Linked DNA regions of Homo sapiens: all the other regions are linked to region 3. The links are chromatin contacts, found by Hi-C or POLR2A ChIA-PET in ENCODE. All regions are on one chromosome and are shown on one strand. The core of a region is the stretch at or near the end of the contact, and the rest is flanking DNA. Distances in the headings are between cores, read along the strand shown.

Region 1 (4,011 bases), core at 1,439-3,938, 440 kb before region 3:
CTCAACATCACTAATAATCAGGAAAATGCAAATTAAAATCACAATATAATATTACCTCTCACCTGTTAGAACGGCTATTATCAAAAAGACAAAAGATAGCATGTGTTGGTGAGGATGTGGTGAAAAGGAAACCCTTGTACACTCTTGGTGGAAATGTAAATTGGTATAGCTATTACGGAAAACAGTATGGAGGTTCCCCAAAAAGTTAAAAATAAAACTACCATATGACTTAGCAGTCTCATTTCTGGGTATATATGCAAAGGAAATGAAATCAGTACCCTGAAGAGATATGAATACTCCAATGTGCAATGAAGCATTATTCACAATACCCAAGATATAGAAACAACCTAAATGTCTACAATAGATAAGTGATTTTTAAAAATGTGGTATATATGTATACATATACAAAACAGAATATCATTCAGCCTAAAAAAAGAAGGAGATCCTGCCGTTTGCAACAACATGGATGAATCTGAAGGATATGATACTAAGTAAAATAAGCCAAACACAGAAGGACAAATATTTCAGGATCTCACTTATATGTAGAATCTAAAATAGTCAAACTCATAGAAGTGGAGAGTAGAATGACGGTTACCAGGGGCTGGCGGGGAGGAAGAAATGTGGAGACATTGATCAAAGGGTATAAAGTTTCAGTTTTGCAAGATGAGTAAGTTCTGGACATCTAACATACGTCAATGTGACTATGGGTAAATTGTGTGAGGTGAAGATACGTTAGTTAGCTTGACTGTGGCTGTCATTTTACAATACATGTGTAAATCAAAACACCAAGTTGTATACCTTAAATGTGTACAAGTTTTAATTATACCTCAATAAATTCTGGCTATCATTCCACAATACATACATATATCAAAACACCAAATTGTACACCTTAAATGTGTTCAATTTTTTTATTGTACCTCAAAAAAGCTAAAAAAAGTCATGAATAAAAAGACTAGAAATTGCCTGGAAACAAAAATGCTTTCAATCTATCAGGGATTCTTAACTTGGGGTCTGTGGCTAGATCTCAGGTTCCAGGAAACTGGATGAGAAAAAAATTTATGTCTCTATTTTTACTAAGCTATAATGAAAATTTAGCCTGTCCCTCTGTCATGAATGTAGGTGTGATAGTTGGCTTCCCATGTGGCTCCAGGGACCCCCCTCCTGATGTTCACACACCCGTGCAGTCCCTCCCTTGGAGCCCCACATTGGTCCTGTGACATACGGCACAGGAGGAGTGATGGCTGTTACTTCCGAGATTAGGTTATGAAAGGGTGCAGCTTCTGACTGGGACTCTTGTTCTTTTTCTCCATCACTCACTCTAAGGGAAGCCAGCTGCCATGTCTTGACATGTGACAAGGAACTAAGGCATCCAGCCAAGAGCCAGTGAGAATGTGAGACCAGCCAACAGCCACATGAGTGAGCTTGGAAGTTGGAAGTCAATCTTCCCGCCTTCAGATGGCTGGAGTCCTGGCCAACAACTTGACTTCAACCTCATGGGAGACTCAGAGGAAAAACGCCCAGCTAAGCCCCTCCTAGATTCCCAACCCTTAGAAACTGAGTGTGATATTTGTTATTTTTGAGTTGCTAAGTTGTGTTATGCAGCAATAAATAACACCATAGGCAGCAAACACTGTAGTATTAGCAGTACCTGTGATTCTATCACTTTATCACTAAAATATTTTGTTTATTGATTTTAATATGACTGGTGTCCTTTATGTCCTTTATAATTCTATGTATGTATTTAAATTTTTGCATTTAAAAACATTCTTCTGAGAGGGGATCCATAGGCTTTACCAGACAGCCAAAGGGCACAAAAAAAGGTTAAGAACCCTGAATTTGCAAGTCATAGTTTCTTCCTGGTGATGTGCAGGGGGACAAAAAACACCTCCCAAAGGTGTAATTAAATTCTGCACAGACCACAGCGGCAGGATCTTCCAGGGGTTGGGGCCAGCTGTCCGCTGTGGGGACAGGGATGAGCTTGGTGGGCTGGGCAGGGCTGTCCTCCTCCACAGGAGGGAGGAGCAGCTTCTGCATCCAGCCTGGACTCCTCCAGCACCAGCAGTGCCTCCTGCCCACACTTTGCACCAAACATAGCTCTCCCTTCCCTTTTCATCCAGTGTCAGAATTGCTCTTTTAATTGGCTGACAACCCTGAAGCCGGGAGAATGCAGAGGAATGCAGTCAATGTGCTGACAGCCCGTGTGAGAGTCAGCACAGAGCACCCGCTGGGCTGAGCAGCAGGAGGTGGGCTCCTTCCCAGGGTAGTCCAGAGAAGGAGCTGAATGTGAAACTCCTGTTTGGCATTTCCTGGCCCAGGACAATGGAGATCATCACACCTCCCCTTGATCCTCAGGAATCTGGATGCTCACTGTCTAGAGGGGACTGGACCCCAGAGGCATCTCCCCAGCCCTTCATGGAAAAGTGACCGGCACCAGTACCTCCATTTCCAAGATAAGAGTTTGTGTCCCTGGTCCTAGAGGTTCCAGGCGGAGCTAGGAAAAAGTTAGAGAATGTTGGCCACCTCCAGTGTCAGTCTCAGCTTACAGATGTGGACACTGAGAGCAAGAAAAGTGAAGTGTCTTCTCAGGGTCACAAAATTCATTTGGCAAGAGTCAAATCAAAACCCTGGTGTCCTGACACACTGTGCCTGTCTTATTGACTGTTATATTTCTAAGCCCTGGCAGAGGGCCCAGCACATAGAATGTTGTTGAAGGCATGAGTAAGCACACCCAATCTGAGTGTTCTTTCTGTCCCATCAAACCTTTCTACACTTTCACACAAGGACATGGAAAAAACAGTGGGCCTGGGTGAATCTCTTCATTTTAATTTTCCTCTTTGTCAAAACGAATGGTAAGTTGTCTCCCCATCTCTACTTCCTCCTTTTTCCACTTCAAAATCTAAAAAATCACCCATATTTTGGCAAGCTGTTAGATTACAAGAGTGAATTTTGTTGTAAATTTGGTAATCCTAGGATCATTACTAGTTTAGCTGTAAAATGAAGAGGTACTCTAAGACTATTATAACAAGACAGGAAAGATAGTGCTGGGGACTCTCTGTGACCCATGATGAGACGGGAAGGATGAAGGAGGGACCCCCCACCTCCTCTGAGGCCAGAGCTGAGTCACAGGTATCTGAAGAATTTGTATCTCCCCTGCCTAGAGCAGCGCCATTCATGCATTACATATAGTAGGTGCTCAATAAAGATTAGTTGACTGCTGATTGACTGACAGAGTAGTGAAAGCACCCTGCGAGCTGACCCTAATGGTGGTCACCACAGCCTCCCATGTCTTCTCCCTGCAGATGAGATAGGCCACCAAGACGTGAAGTCCTAAGGGATCCAAGCCAGAGCCAGATCTCCAATGTGCCCTTCCAGGCTCTAGTAATGAGGATATGAGAAGCCCAGGGTGGCAGAATCCAGGTAGACCTCTGTATTGCACATGTGTGCATATACATGCCTTGCCAATGTGTACCTCTGTAATCAGCTAATAGGAACTGGTAGACATCTATAGAGGACAGCCAGCCAGAACAAAGCCGTGGCATCATGATCCCAAAGCTGAAGGAGTTTATCTTCACCATCTCCATTACTGGTCGTAAGTCTTAAGGAGCCACATGGCCACATTGTGGCTTTCAAAAGCAGTCCCTGGCCTTCAGTTTTTCAATGAAGTATACCTCATAACACACAGACACACACACACACACAAAACATATATATATAACACTTATGTATGAAAAGTATACTCTTTTATCTAGAAATATTCCCAGAAAAATCAAGGAAGAAAAACATCAAACATAAAAAAGTATATTCTATTTTAGTGTGTTTCCTTTTTTCCAGTCTCCTGAAAATCCTTGGATGCAGGCTAAGTTGATGAGTTCATGAGTTGGATACAGTATGTGTTTTGAATTTTTATAAAATCCTTGGAAGATTATACCGGATAAGGCAGTTTTTTTCTTCCTGTGACATATTTGAAATAGAAGGAAAAACAGGAGGCATATGCCCCTGAATAGTTTAAGG
Region 2 (4,239 bases), core at 587-3,086, 420 kb before region 3:
AGAGACACTTTGGTGTTGCTTCTGCTAGATGGAGTTTGCTCTGATTCAGCAAAACGAATTCCTGACTTATGATTACTAGATGCAGCAGCCCCTGGGGGTGCTCCACCCACACGCAACCCATATCAATTCTTTTCCAGCTCCGTGCACCCTTCCGGGTTTCTGTGGCTTGCTTCCAAGGCTCAAACTTGCAACTCTCTTTTAAGATAACCTTAGGTCCACTGGCACCTGTGGCTGGAAAGTTGGAAGTGCCTGAGAATTTACATGCCCTCTGGGCAGCCCTTCCCTAGAGAACTTCAAAGCCTCGCTGACTTTTGCATCTGGACGAACTCAGACAGAATTTTTACCCTGGAGTTCCCCTGTAGAATCAGGCACAGGCCTCCCTCCTCAGGACTTTGCCTGACATCACACCTTTGTTTGGTTTGCTCCCGGCTCCTGTCCTGTTTTTCCTGCTCTTTCCTGGACTTCCTATGGGAGCACTTCCTTCACAATTCACGTGCACATAGCCCTTGTCAAGGTCTACTTCTGGAAGCTTCAATCTAAGCCATAGTAATCATCCTTGCTCAAGGAGATTTTTCTCCAGACTCCAATAAAACAGAAGAAACAGCAGTCTCCTCTTTACAGAAATAAAAAGGAGTGTTCTAGCTAAAGCCCTTTTTACAGAGCAGCATAATGGGTAAGAGCAGGGGCTCCAGAGTCAGCCTGCTTATAAACAGTCTTTTGGAGCCTCAAGATTCCTCATCTGTAAATTGGAGCTAATGACAATGACAGCACAGGGGTTGTGTTGAGGCTATGTTGAATATCATGGCACTTACACATCCCATCCAGCACACAAGAAACACTCCATAAAAGTTAGTTACTATGAGCATCATTAATATGTTGTCTGAGGCATTTTGACACAACCACTGCTACTTGTAAATTCCAACACAGAATTTTCTTGGTACATAATAGAAAAACAAGTGCTATCTGCTGCTCTGTGAGAAGCTGATGATGAATTACCAAATAAGATTTTCTACTTTGTAGGTATATTTGAATATCAGTATGTCCAATTAATTCAGTATAAATATAAAGGACACATCCTGCTTGAAAATGTCAGCAATAAGTTAGGCAAATGGCTGCATTCTGAAACCAGGCATACCTGGACCATACTCCCAAATATGCTGCTCCTGTAGAGACTTCAGTATTGATTTACCCAATCAGATTGCCAATACTTACCTCCTAAGGTTATTGTGAAGATTAGACAAAACTCTGCATAAAAAACACTTAGCTACTCTTTATTAGGAATTTACTATGTTCCCGGCACTGTGCTATTGTTATCCATGCCCAATTCCCCGGAAGAGAAGTGGAAAGATTCCATACATCACTGGGATACCTTTACCCTGATGACAAAGGCAGCAATGGCACCGACTCCCAGAAGATAATCTTTTAGAAAATAATCACCTGGTTTTTTCCTCGGCCATTAGCCTTCTTGGGTCAGTTTGCTAGAAACCAACCCCCCAACAACAAAGAAACTCCAAGGAAAATGAGCCTCTTCATTGCTGCTGAAAGCAGGGGGAACTGCGTCCTCTTACAGGCTCTTTACTATGGTTGATACAAGTGAGTCTCCATTTTTTAGCTTCAGTACCATCCAGTCAATGCTTTGTAGGAAGAGCTGCATGTCGGAGTGTTAACCCGCCAGTGTTTGTGCATCTCTCTGGGAGCCCTCCTGGCAGAGCCCTCCTCTGCACCAGCACAGAGGTCTGATGTGGGACGGTCAGGCTATCAGAGCTCAAAGAGAAAACAAATCTCTTCTGTATAGGCCAGGAAGGCCTCACCAAGGAGCCTTTTTGCTCTGCTTGGGAGGGAATGGAAAGAAAAAAAGGGAAAACCACACCCTTCGAAGGCCTCAGTAAATATTTGAAGCGTGCCTAGGTTTGGCCAAATGAGAACTCCCCTTATTTAAGTATTTATGAAATGATCAAATAGCAGGATTGTATTTCCATGAGCTAGAGAGTTCTTATTTAGTGACACAGATTTTTTTTTTGTTCAAACTTTTTTCTTTTTTTGCCACATTCAGCAATTGCTATCAGATGCTGAATGTCTGTGGTCACATACTCAGCTTCCTGTTTATAAATGCGCTCTGTTTTCAGTGAGTCAGCAGTTTCTTGTTCTACAGAGAGGTAAAACTGGTGGTGTCAGGGCCGTGGGGGGTTGAATGAGCTTTGTGAATGGCCCAGTGTGTGCTGGGCCTCAGGATTTGTGTGAACAGGTACTCACACTGTCTGTGGCTGTCCATAAGCTGAAATAATTCAGCCCAGTGAGTTTGGTGGTTTCTCATCTGATTCTGTCCAAGCGAAACAAAGCCAGACACTAAAGTGGTAAGGACAGACATTAACCAGTAATAACTATTGCAATAGGGAAGAGTCCAATGTAAACTGAACTCAGCTTCAATTTGTGCAGAGGTGACTGGACTTTTTTTTTTTTTTTTTTTTTGGAGACGGAGTTTTGCTCTTGTCACCCAGGCTGGAGTGCAATGGCACAATCTCGGCTAACTGCAACCTCCACCTCCCAGGCTCAAGTGATTCTCCTGCCTCAGCCTCCTGAGTAGCTGGGATTACAGGTACCTGCCATCACACCCGGCTAATTTTTTGTATTTTTAGTAGAGATGGGTTTTGCCATGTTGGCCAGGCTGGTCTCGAACTCCTGACTTCAGGTGATCCATCCGCCTGGGCCTCCCAAAGTGCTGAGATTACAGGTGTGAGCCACCATGCCTGGCCAGACTAGGCATTTTTAGGGAAGAATGAGGGAATAGGAAGGAGGGCAAACAGAACCAGTAGGGTCAGGGAAGTGAAAAATTACGAAGGGCTGTTCAGTATAAATGCAATCAGACCAGCTGTGCCTGCTAGCTGGCAGTTAGGAAAGTTAGGATTCTATCCTCTCTGAGACTGGGAGACAGAGGTCCTTACCCTTCCTGATGATTACATTCAAAGGAATAGCTTTCAGGGCCTTGAGAAACACACTCCTGGGTTGTAGGAGATACATATACATCTCAAAGGTTACAGAGAACTCAAAATTGCCCTTCTTAGTAAGTGCTCTACGAAAGAGTGGTCAGGCTAGTTCCAGGTGTGGGCTAGAGCAAGCAGTAAATCCCCCTGGGCAGCCTTGAGTTTTCTCAGGCAGGCATCCTTAAGGGGGTAGGAGCATCCTGGGGATGTGGCCTTGAGGTATTGGAAACCTTATTAGCGATTGTGCAAGTGTTTTAGAGCAAGGCTGAGGCCTGGCTGAGAAGAGGGCTCAGAAGAGCCTGACTAGAGTTTGCTCAAGGTCAGAGTCTTTGTCACTGTGAGGCAGCCCAGGGTCTGTCTTTGGCACTTCACTCACTTGCTTTGGTGCTACTGCTTCCTGACCTCGCCTACCAGTCCCGTTGTCAGCTGCAGTGGCCTCCAGCTGCCAGGTGGGCTGGAACTTCAAACGACTGATGTCCTTGAAGAGCCTGGGAGTTCTGGACTTTCCTGCCTCCCCTCCCTTGGCCCCAGCACACACTGCTCCATCTGCCCCTCCTTCCACACCCTCTTGTAAGCCAGCTCCACATCGCCTTTGGAATTCGGTTTTTCCTTCATCTCTTCGTGTGAAAGCCTCCCCTGAGCTCCAGTACCTGGGTTTGGCATTCCCACAACACCAAGCTCTTCTCTCCTGGAGCATTTATTGCACTGTATTTCAGAGAATAGTTAAGCACTGGTTTCCCCCACTAAACTGTAAGCCATAGGAGAGCAGGGACTAGGTGCAATTCAATCAGCAGGTGCTTACTAAGTGCTTGCTGAGGAGTGGATGGGTGGTACCTGTCCTTTGATGCCTCCTCTCAGGACCCTGTTCTTAATGATTGGGAACACAGGCTCTGGGTTTGAATCCCAGCTTTTCCAATTACTCGCTGTGTGACCTTGAGCAAGGTGCTTCACCCCTCTTTGCCTAAGTCATCTCGACTGTCAGGAGGGTAGATGATGATCTCCATCTCACCGGCTGTGAGGGTTAAAGGTGTTGTATGTGTACCTGCTTGGAAGAGAGCCAGGCACAAGGAATCTTCAGTATTATTACCATTGTGTGTTCCAAGGAGGCCATCGGCTACTCTGCCAATGATTCATTGAGTGAATAAACGCCCAACAGGGCATTGGCCTTTACTGCTTCTGTTTTCTAACCGAGAAGAATGACTTTGAGAAACTCAATACCTTACTCCCCACCGAAGCCTGGCTGGCTGGTGTTCTGATG
Region 3 (4,077 bases), core at 326-2,825:
TGAAGCTCCACAAGCTAACAGTGACAGGAAGGGCACTCCACAAACATCTCAGCTCATTCCCTGCACTTTCTGGAAACACATCATGATCAAATGGCATAATGCCCCTTCATCCAGATCTTGCCATGAGTCTTAAACAGAGCAGAATTGAAAGTGAATGGCTTTTAGGATATACAGCCCTCAATTGCCTCCCCATACCTACCCCTAAAATTCATGACCGTTAGCAACAGCAAAGTTAGGCCCCCTGTGCCAGGCAACAGCCAGGGGAGGGAAATAAAGAGAAAAAACGAAGCAATTAGATGACGTGCCCAAGTAGAGGTGGGTTTTGCAGGGTTTGTTTGTTTTCAGGGATTTTTTTTGGTAGAATTGCCTTATTTAACTGTTAAATTACTACTTTATTATCGAGTTCAATTTTTGCTTTTTTCCCTCTTCTTCTTTTGTTCTGATTTTAAGATAGTCTCACTCTGTCACCCAGGCTGCAGTCTACAAACACGACTCACTGCAGCCTCAACCTCCTGGGATCAAGCGATCCTCCCACCTTTGCCACCTGTATAACTGGGACCACAGCCATGCACCACCACAACCAGCTAATTAAAATTCTTTTTTAGAGACAGGGGTATCGCTTTCTTGCCCAAGTTGGTCTTGAACTCATGGGCTCAAGTGATCCTCCCATCTAGGCCTCCCAAAGTGCTGGGATTACAGGCGTGAGCCACCATGCCCGGCCTCAGTTTTTTCCATCTACAGGTTGTAGTGCATCGGTGAATGATGAAATCATTTTGATAGGTCAGAACTGGGTTGTTTAAAAATGCAACAGGTGGGGGTGCATCACAGTTCAAAGGAGAAGTGTTGTTTCTCAGTTGTGTGTTGTTTGTACCCAGTTATGTTGTAAAGTGCACTGCTGACTGGGGGTCATGAGTAGAAATTTGAAAAACACTGGACTATAGTTTGCTCTATGATAGAGAAGGGTTTCTTTTAACACCTTCACTGTTTTTAACATATTTATTTTGACTGTATTCACTTGGTATTTGATTGCCTTAGCTAGATGAATCAGGGTAAATAGCCTTTTTCAGATATTTCCCTGCTCTTTCCACTATAAATTTCCTGAACTCATATAGCATGTTTAACCCATACATGTAATAGTAACGTCCTTCAGGGTATACACCATATGAGTAGGTCACATTTAATCTACATTCTAAACTATTGCTGAGCATCGTACTCCATCCTCTGCATCCAAACAGTTGCTCAATAAATACACAGCTTAGCATGGGGAATGAGCCCTCCGTAGCTTTCGAGTTACAAGAGCACCATCTTCTGGCGAAATATTTTCTTTGTAGGGAGAATGTCAAAGACCTACCAAAAATGTCCTGATTTTTCTAGCAAAAATTATAATTACATCACAAATACTTTGAAATTCTGTAGAGCTCCTTGCTTCATTCAGGAGTTTCGCTTCATTTCCCCTCTGAGAAGTGGTCTTTCTGTTCCTTAGCAGTGAAAGCAGTCAGCCTGTCCTTCCTGGTTTTCCGTTAAACTAAGCCGGTTTCAAGTTTCAGCTCCTCCTTGAATTCCAGGCTGCTGAGACTTCCCTCTAGAATCCTCCAACATGGAGCCTCTTGCAGCTTACCCGCTAAAATGTTCCGGGCCCAGAGCAAAGGTATTTGCAGTTTTGCTGTCTATAGTTCTATGCACAGTAACGCTATTTCTTCTACAACTAAAATTCCTCAAACCTAAAATCAACAGCTTTTATGCCTTTGAAGTGAAGGATGCAAAAGGAAGAACTGTTTCTCTGGAAAAGTATAAAGGCAAAGTAAGTTGCATCATCTGATTTTTATTGTTATCATTTTTCCTTGTCTCTGTTTATTCCTCTTAATAAAATCAATTTTTTGCTGTTACATGGTCATAAGTTGGAATTTAGTCTTCAGAGTAATGGTATTAGTACATCACTTTAGTTATTACAGTTCTGATAGTTTGCTTCTAAATAATAAATTCCGATTATCTCGTTTTCTTTAAAATGCTTTAATTTTGTGCTGAATTGACATGTAAAGTTGTTTGGAAAATACTTATAGTTAGTAATGTGAACATGATGACATTTATTAATAAAAGTATTGGTTCTATAATCTAATAACTTTAAAAAGAACTTATCAAGGATCATAGTTTTATCTTTAATTTAAAAATAAACTTTCATGAGTATCTAATGCTTTTTTAATGGCAGTACTATTTCAGGGCCTTAACCCAGGCATCTAGGTTACAGTTTTCAATAGAACTGTGTATGTCCAAAAATATGAAAAAAACATCAATCAGAGGTTATAGTCCCCCCCAAATTGTTTAGGATTTTAACTACTTGCAGAATTTTTTAAAATCTTTTGCTTCACTTTCCGGTTGGATTTTTTTCTTTTTCCGGGAGGTTTCACTAGTTGTAAACGTGGCCAGTGACTGCCAACTCACAGACAGAAATTACTTAGGGCTGAAGGAACTGCACAAAGAGTTTGGACCATCCCACTTCAGCGTGTTGGCTTTTCCCTGCAATCAGTTTGGAGAATCGGAGCCCCGCCCAAGCAAGGAAGTAGAATCTTTTGCAAGAAAAAACTACGGAGTAACTTTCCCCATCTTCCACAAGATTAAGATTCTAGGATCTGAAGGAGAACCTGCATTTAGATTTCTTGTTGGTAAATATCTGCCTTGCATATGCTGTTTTAAATTGCTTTTCATTTTTAAACAATTATACCAGGACAATACTTTCCTATTTCATTTGAAACGTTGTATCGGGAAAGCTTCATAAAACTATCATCAAAGAGCCAGAATCTCATCCTTTGTAACTTCTAGGAGTTATGCTCCCCTGAAATCAATGTTTTAGCTTCTTAGATGGTAAAAGAATTCTATTCCAATATATTTTATTCCTTATTACCATCTTCCTGAAGAATTTACTTAAAGTGTGCCCATGGCTATTTTCACAAAATATCTTAATTCTCCTCTCTTGTAACTAGCATCTGGAGAAATGTCCCTTCCCGTCATTATAGCCACACAGCTCTCATGAATAGTGCTGGGCATTATTAGTTAACATATGTTTGTGGCTAATTTTATGTTGTCTTTCTTATCTGAAACAATATTCTCAAAGATGAATATGTCAGCTTACCAGATTTTTGCTAAAATCCAAAAACATATAACTTGGTTTTTTCAGAGGGCAGTAGTGTTAGGCTATTTCTCCAATTAAGCTAGCTACAGAAATCTGTTTAAAGACTTGCCAAGGTCACTTAGCACAAAGGTCATGAGGCATACAGACAGCATAGGCTTTGGCCTCAAGCTACCTGGGTTCAAACCCCTGCTCTTTTGTTTTTGCTATGTGGCTTCTTAACTTCTCTGTGCCTGTTTCTCATTTGTAAAATGGGCTATCAATAGTACCGCCTTCTTAAGATTGTTTGGAATTAAGTCTGTTAATAGTAAAAATAAAGTACTTATACACTGCTTGCTCTGTGCCAGACACTGTTCTAAACCATATTAGTCAAAAAAAAAAAAAAAAAAAAAAAGGCCGGGCGCGGTGGCTCACGCCTGTAATCCCAGCACTTTAGGAGGCCGAGGCAGGCAGATCACTTAAGGTCAGGAGTTAGAGACTAGCCTGGCCAATATGGTGAAACCCCATCTCTATTAATAGTACAAAAATTAGCCAGGTGTGGTGGTGGGCACCTGTAATCCCAGCTATTCAGGAGGCTGAGGCAGGAGAATCGCTTGAACCCAGAGGCAGAGGTTGCAGTGAGCTGAAATCGCGCTACTGCACTCCAGCCTGGGCGACAGAGCAAGCCTGCATCTTAAATAAATAAATAAAGGACATTAGCTAATGTTCTCTCATCTAACTTATTCTGATGACATCTTCAGTCCTATTTTCACTGTAAATAAGTTGAGTTTTGATCAAACTATTACCTCACTCAGGCAATCAAGCTTCTAATCCAACAAACCAAATAGTGATCTATAATATTTCACATAAATGTGAAGTCAGAATCTTCTAAAAACATTATATTTAATTTCTAGGGAAAGTTGATATAATGCCTAACGCCATAAATGGCAACCACAGTGAGGTCTTTATTCCTC

Evidence for each region. A loop is a pair of places that touch in the nucleus more often than their neighbours do. ChIA-PET counts read pairs that join two places held with the same protein, here RNA polymerase II (POLR2A). Pooled maps may share reads with other maps.
Region 1: a loop to region 3 is called in a map of A673, with 4 times the contacts of the local background. The contact joins the enhancer-like site here to the promoter of GPX8 in region 3. A Hi-C loop is called at or near these places in 2 of 168 maps with a recorded cell type or tissue (A673 and aorta). POLR2A ChIA-PET finds 5 or more read pairs at or near these places in 1 of 52 experiments (activated T-cell).
Region 2: a loop to region 3 is called in a map of IMR-90, with 10 times the contacts of the local background. The contact joins the promoter of LINC02998 here to the promoter of GPX8 in region 3. A Hi-C loop is called at or near these places in 1 of 168 maps with a recorded cell type or tissue (IMR-90) and 3 of 50 pooled maps. POLR2A ChIA-PET finds 5 or more read pairs at or near these places in 3 of 52 experiments (BJ, MCF 10A and RWPE1).

Annotation. Positions count from the first base shown.
Region 1 is chr5:54,717,428-54,721,438 of GRCh38, forward strand. All of the region lies in intron 1 of LINC02998 (long intergenic non-protein coding RNA 2998), which reads right to left. All of the region lies in intron 2 of LOC105378969 (a long non-coding RNA gene), which reads left to right. Among named protein-coding and RNA genes, the nearest start is that of LINC02998, 25 kb to the right of the region's middle. Within about 2 kb of position 2,689, at least 7 of the 41 ENCODE cell types and tissues checked have a DNase peak (open chromatin) inside an H3K27ac peak, as active enhancers do; they include A673, where a contact is called at or near this core.
Region 2 is chr5:54,742,422-54,746,660 of GRCh38, forward strand. LINC02998 (long intergenic non-protein coding RNA 2998) reads right to left here and starts at 1,837. Exons shown (of 3, transcript NR_104658.1): 1 at 1,438-1,837. RefSeq lists an enhancer at 2,059-2,203 and a cis regulatory region at 2,126-2,136.
Region 3 is chr5:55,158,596-55,162,672 of GRCh38, forward strand. It overlaps GPX8 (glutathione peroxidase 8 (putative)), which reads left to right and starts at 1,576. Exons shown (of 3, transcript NM_001008397.4): 1 at 1,576-1,801; 2 at 2,399-2,660. The coding sequence starts at 1,598. All of the region lies in intron 2 of CDC20B (cell division cycle 20B), which reads right to left.